2 separate regions of the Mus musculus genome follow, and region 2 is linked to region 1. A link is a loop called in an ENCODE intact Hi-C map of the cell type or tissue named here. Cell type or tissue: heart. All regions are shown on one strand. Links, peaks and the distances in the headings refer to the core of each region. The heading gives the core; the rest is flanking DNA. Region 1 has its middle 20 kb from the start of Fscn1. Region 2 overlaps Rnf216 (ring finger protein 216).

What was found. Peaks named below come from ENCODE experiments on the same cell type or tissue, not always from the same donor. Only the 100,000 strongest peaks of a DNase experiment are listed, where the experiment ranks them.
Region 2: a loop joins it to region 1, with 2.3 times the contacts of the local background. A loop is called at or near these places in 3 of 42 quality-filtered maps.

The regions. Positions count from the first base shown.
Region 1 is chr5:142,938,953-142,941,862 of GRCm38, reverse strand. No RefSeq gene overlaps it. Among named protein-coding and RNA genes, the nearest start is that of Fscn1, 20 kb to the left of the region's middle. In heart, for the core only: CTCF peaks have their summits at 734 (motif pointing right) and 1,301 (motif pointing left); no DNase peak of the experiment used is centred there.
Region 2 is chr5:142,999,852-143,002,761 of GRCm38, reverse strand. All of the region lies in intron 15 of Rnf216 (ring finger protein 216), which reads left to right. Among named protein-coding and RNA genes, the nearest start is that of Gm43380, 38 kb to the left of the region's middle. RefSeq lists an enhancer at 640-2,910. In heart, for the core only: no CTCF peak of the experiment used is centred there; DNase peaks (open chromatin) are centred at 1,431 and 1,921; H3K4me3 peaks cover 742 bases; H3K27ac peaks cover 2,448 bases.

The DNA of each region.
Region 1 (2,910 bases), core at 153-2,652:
AGAAGAGGGAGTCAGATCTTGTTACAGATGGTTGTGAGCCACCATGTGGTTGCTGGGATTTGAACTCTGGACCTTCGGAAGAGCAGTCGGGTGCTCTTACCCACTGAGCCATCTCACCAGCCCACACCAAGCACTCTTAACTGTTGAGCTGTCTCTCCAACTCATGTGGCCACACACAAACACACATAAAAGTTACCCACTGAGCCACCTCCCAGACCCACCTTTTCCTTTCTAGAGATAGTTTAGGATTCTCAAATAAACAAACAAAACTAACAACCTGGGTTTGTTGGCACATTCTTTTAATTCAAGCACTCAGAAAGCAGAGGCAGGGGGGTCTCTGTGAGTTCAAGGCCAGCCTGGTCTACATAGCAAATTCCAGGACAGCCAAGACTACATAGGGAGACCCTGTGTCAAAAAATAAAAACAAACAAATTTTAAAAACTAGAAGTCATAAGACATGCTGTTCCATGCCTGCAACCCCAACACTCAGGAGTGGAGGCAGGGGAAAGAGTTCAAGGCCAGCCTGGATGTGTATTGAGTTTGAAGCCAGTCTGGGATATATGAGGCCCTGTCTCTGGATGAATGGATGAATGGATGAATGGATGAATGGATGAATGGATGAATGGATGAATGGATGAATGGATGAATGGATGAATGGATGAATGAATGAATGAATGAATGAATTTTTTAAAGGATTTACTTTATCTTTAAATGTATGTGTGTGTCTTGGGGTGGTTCATGCATGCAGTTGCCTGAGGAGGCCAGAAGAGGGCGTCAGATCCCCGGGAGCTGGAGTTACAGGTGGTTATGAACACCTGTGTAGGGTGCTAGGAACTGAACTTGGGTCCTCTGCAAGTGCAACGGATGCTCTTAGCTGCTGGGCCATCTCTCCACTCCTGAGGTTGTTTGTTTGTTTGTTTTTTCGAGACAGGGTTTCTCTGTATAGACCTGGCTGTCCTGGAACTCACTTTGTAGACCAGACTGGCCTCAAACTCAGAAATCCTCCTGTCTCTGCCTCTCGAGTGCTGGGATTAAAGGCATGCGCTACCACTCCTGAGTTTTTAAAAAGTAAAAAAGTCAGTATGGCCTAGGGATTCCAGCACCACAAAGTAAAGAAAGAAAGAAGCAAATGGAGAGAGACAAGGCAGCAGGAAGGAAAACTTACAGTAAGTTTCACTTAACAGGGCCTGGAGAGATGACTCAGAGGTTAAGAACACTGGCTGCCCTTCTGGAGACCTCGTTTAGTTCCCAGGACCCACATGGTGGCTCACAACCATCTACATTAGGATCTGATGCCCTCTTCTGGTAAGCAGATGTACATGCATACAGTACACAGGTAGTAAAACTCATAGATGGATGGATGGATGGATGGATGGATGGATGGATGGATGGATGGATGGATGGGTAGATGGATGGGCAGGCGAACAAACAAATATATAAATCTTCACCTTTTTTTTTAACTTAAAGATCTACTAAGGGTAGGCTGTCCTGCTGCATTAGGGAGGGGCTGGCTTTAGAGAAAGAGGGACCTTGGGAGTCGAAAACTAAGGACACTCAAGAGATTGATACCCAGGTGTCTTATGGTAACACTTTTTGGTTATAATTAAAGCAAAGAACTTCAATACCTGATGATTTAAACTGGCCTGACTGGAAAGCGGGGTTGTTATATATTCATCTATGAGTTTCTCCGAAGATCAGACAACAGGTGAGTTCTTTTCCCTGGGTCACTTGAAATTCAGCATGGCCACTTGAGTTTTTGACTTTTATTCTCTTGGGTTGTGACTCATTGAGGGAGCTTAGCCTCAAACAGGAGGCTCCTGCCTTCATTTCGTTTGTTTGCTCATGGATTTTTGGAAGGGCAGGGAGGGTTGTTGTTTTTGTGTTTTTGAGACAAAGTTTCTTTGTGTTGTAATCCCAGTACTTGTAGTCCAGAACTGAGGCTGGAGAAACAAGAGTTCAAGGCCATTGTCAGTTACATTTTAAGTTTGAAGCCTTGACTATCCTGTAACTCCCTCTGTAGACCAGGCTAGCCTCCAACTTTCAAAGCTCAGCCTGCCTCTGAATCTGGGATTGAAGACATGCAGCACCACCAAGCTCTGTCTTTGATTTGCTATCCTGTTCTGCTTCAATTAGTCGTGTGTGTGTGTGTGTGTGTGTGTGTGTGTGTGCACCTTGGTAACGTATGTAGAGATCAGTGAACATTTTTCGAGAATCAGTTCTCTCCATTCTGAGGGTTCGGGAGTCAAACTGAGGTTGGCAGGCCTGGCAGCGCGCCCCTTTGCCTGCTGAGCCATCATGGAGGTCCCCTCTGCTTTCCTTTATTGGACACTGCCTCACACCGCCAAACCCTGACCCTTCCCCTCCTCTCAAGTGCCAGGATTATTTCAGCTATGACCAGCCACGACCAGACTCCAAATTTTTGTTTGTACCTTTAGAAATTATCGTCTCGCCAGGCGGTGGTGGCGCACGCCTTTAATCCCAGCACTTGGGAGGCAGAGGCAGGCAGATTTCTGAGTTCGAGGCCAGCCTGGTCTACAAAGTGAGCTCCAGGACAAGCCAGGGTTATACAGAGAAACCCTGTCTCAAAAAACAAAAAAACAAAAAAAAAAAAAAAAAAGGAAAATATCGTCTCAAATAGGCAAGCTGTGAAAAGAAAAGCCATATGACATGTCATTAGGACACAGGAGAAGCTGGGGAGATGTTTCAGTGGGTAAGATACTTGAAACACAGGCATGAGGAACTGAGTTCAAATCCCCAGCATCCATGAGGGAAGTCAGGATCTGTAACCACGGTTGCTGTGGAGACAGGAGAACTCTAGGACCAGCTGGCTACCAACCTAGCTCCAGGCTCAGTGGGTGTACTTCTCTGGCCTGCGTCCTTGTATCTATGTGTGTGTGTGTGTGTGTGTGT
Region 2 (2,910 bases), core at 172-2,671, 61 kb before region 1:
CATCTCTAGCGCCTCATCATTTTCCCCTAACTTTTAAATTTTATTTTCTACAAAAATAAAAAGGCTTAGAATGGTAATTGGTAGAGAACTTACCTAGCAGATGTGAAACCCTCGCTGTTCTCTTCAGAACTGAGCGAGCGTGGTGGTACATGCATCTACCATCAGCTGCAGGATTCAAATGGAGACTAAAAGATGAGATGATCAGGGTCATCGTTGGCTCCGTAGTGAGCTCAAGGGCAGCCTGGGCTATATAAAGTCCTTGCCTCAGAAAAAAGAAAAGTGACATTCCCTTGCACCCCCTTAGAACAGTAGTCACGGTTAACCAGGGCCATGCCTGTTTGTTTTAGTTTTGTTTTGAGACAGAGTCATCGTGGAACTTGCTGTGTAGACCAGGTCTACCTCAAACTCACAGAAATTCACCTGTTGCTGCCTCCCTAGTCCAAAGACAAATTCCAGGACAGCCAAGGCTACACAGAGAGACTGTCTGGAAAAAAAACAAAACAAAACAAAACAGCAGAGTTCCCCCTTCCTGTAAAATGTCAGAGAAGAGATTTTCCTCTCTCCTCAGGGCCTCACCCTGCTGTTGTGTGTCCTCTGCAGTATTGAAACCGCTTACTGAAATAGCAGTCAGCCTTCATGTCCGTCTCAAAACCTTCGGGCTGTGTATTGTGGCACTGGGAATGCAGAGGCAGGTGATTTTTTTTTTCCTGAGTTCTGGGCCAGCCTAGTCTATATAGCAAGTTCTAGAAGACCCTGTCTCAAAAAAAAAAAAAAAAAAAAGACAACAACAAGAACTTGTAGTCATCAGCTCTGACTTTTATTTCTGCTCACTATCTTCAGCCCCATTGTTTCTGTAGAACAATACAAAGAGGAGCATGGGTAGAATGGGTACACTGATGAAACTTCCCTCACAGTACAGTGCTTTTGGAATGTTAAATGGGACTTCGGCTGAGGACATGACGGGGGGGGGGGGGGGGGGGACACATTTTTGCAGATTAGGAAATTAGGAAAACTGTCCAGGATCCTGGACTTGGTAACGCCCAGCTCTTCTGTTCATAAGGCTTTCCACAACTAGATGGCCAAGATGTGCCCATGGGTCTCAGTCCTGTGAGCCAAGTAGACCTTCCCGTGGGGTGGGGGGCTCACTGAACACCTTCTCAGCTGAGCAGACTGCTGACGGCAGGAGAGGCCTGCAGCTCTGCCTCCTTGATGGACCGCTGGACACTAGAGGTCCTTGTGGAGGAGGTGCCCTGGTCAGAGGCATTGGGATGCTTGGCTTCCTGACTTAAGAAGATGGCTGCTGAAACTAGAGGCTGGTCTGGAGCCTGTGTAATCTTTGCTCCTCCCAGAACATTTCTGTTTCCCTCTGCACAGCATGTGCCTCCCTAGCTGGGTTTTCCCCTCCATGCTGCTCCCCCCACACATCCCAATTTCCTGTTGTCGGGAGACAGCTGGGGTGGGGGTTAGGGGCTGCTGTTCTCATGCAGTCCCGCAACTGAGCTGGGAATAATTTGAAACTAAATCTCTAGCTCTTTGGAAGCTTTCACGAAATCCTTGCAAGTTTATTAACAACAGCTGTGGCCACACAAGAGCAGAATCATGGGGGAAGGGGCTGGGTCGGGCAGCAGCAGGCTTGCTTGCCTGTCATCTTTCTAGGGGGAAGGAAAGTCAAGCCAAGTCACAGGAGCCTGGCCAGCAGGCAAGCAGGTAATGAGAAATCAGACTGGGGTTTGGGCTCATAGGGTCTTGGGAGGGAAGGTCTTGTGCCAGGTACTCAGGCATGTATTTTAACCCACAAGCTGTGTCTGACCTGCAGGCACAGCCTCTGCCTCCGCTCCACTACCTGCAGTTTCTTTGTGCAGACCCCGCTGCATGGACAGCTGTGGTGCTTGTGGTTCAGGGACAAGCAGATGTCTCTGCATTTCCGCTCTTAATGAAAACTACTCTGGTGACTTCTTCCTCACTTCCTGTGAAATTCTAGAACTGCTAGGCCCTGCTTTCTCCCTCAAACTCTGGCCGCAACTCCCCACCCACCACCGGCCAGCCCTGTAGCCTCTCCTGGTGCCTTCTGTGTCCTGCTGAGCTCAGAGACCTCAAGGATGGGAACTAAAACCTCCCCGCCCTGCTTCTCTCTACTGCAAGTACGGGGCCTGCTGGATGTGAGGGGCCACATTTCACTTTCACCTTTGCCCTGCCAACCCTGGGGTGCTTCCCGCACTTCCTTCCCCATTGTCATCGAATTCAGGTGAGCTGAAGGCTTGTTTCTTAAGATAGCTGTAGGTGTCAAAGAGGCACTTCATAATTCACTTCCATGACAGCCTGGTATGTCCTCACCCTCTCCTTAACACTGGCCAGTCTCCCCCGACCTCCCTATCTTTTCTCTTCAGAAAAGAACACAGACAAACTTCTTCAGGCCTATAGCATGCTTCTATAGCCCAGGAGCCAGAGAGAGCATTGCCAGACTCCTCCCCACTGTGGCCTGTGACCACGGCAGACAGGTTGGGGGTGGGTTTCAAGATAGCCTGAGGACCGGTGGAGCACTGGGGTCTGTAAGTCTGAGTGCCCTCTGACTGACCCTGCTAGTCCCTGTGTGAGAATAGAAGCCATGGCGGAAAGTGGCCTTCCAGTGTGAAGTCTAGAATTTTCAAAGTCAAGCCAGAAAAAGAGGGGGGAAACATTAGAAATATACCAGAATGTTCTTAGGAGTTAATTATGTCTGGTAAGTGTTTTTGTTTCTTTGTTTGCTGGTTTGTTGGGTTTTATTTGTATTTTCTGTGCTGGAGATTACACCCAGGACCTTGATCATTCCGTACAACATTCTGCCATTGAGCTAGACTCTCCACCTCAGCAGTTGTGTTTGTTACTATAAACCAGACCTAGACTAGGGGACCTTTCGCTTGGGGCTACAGA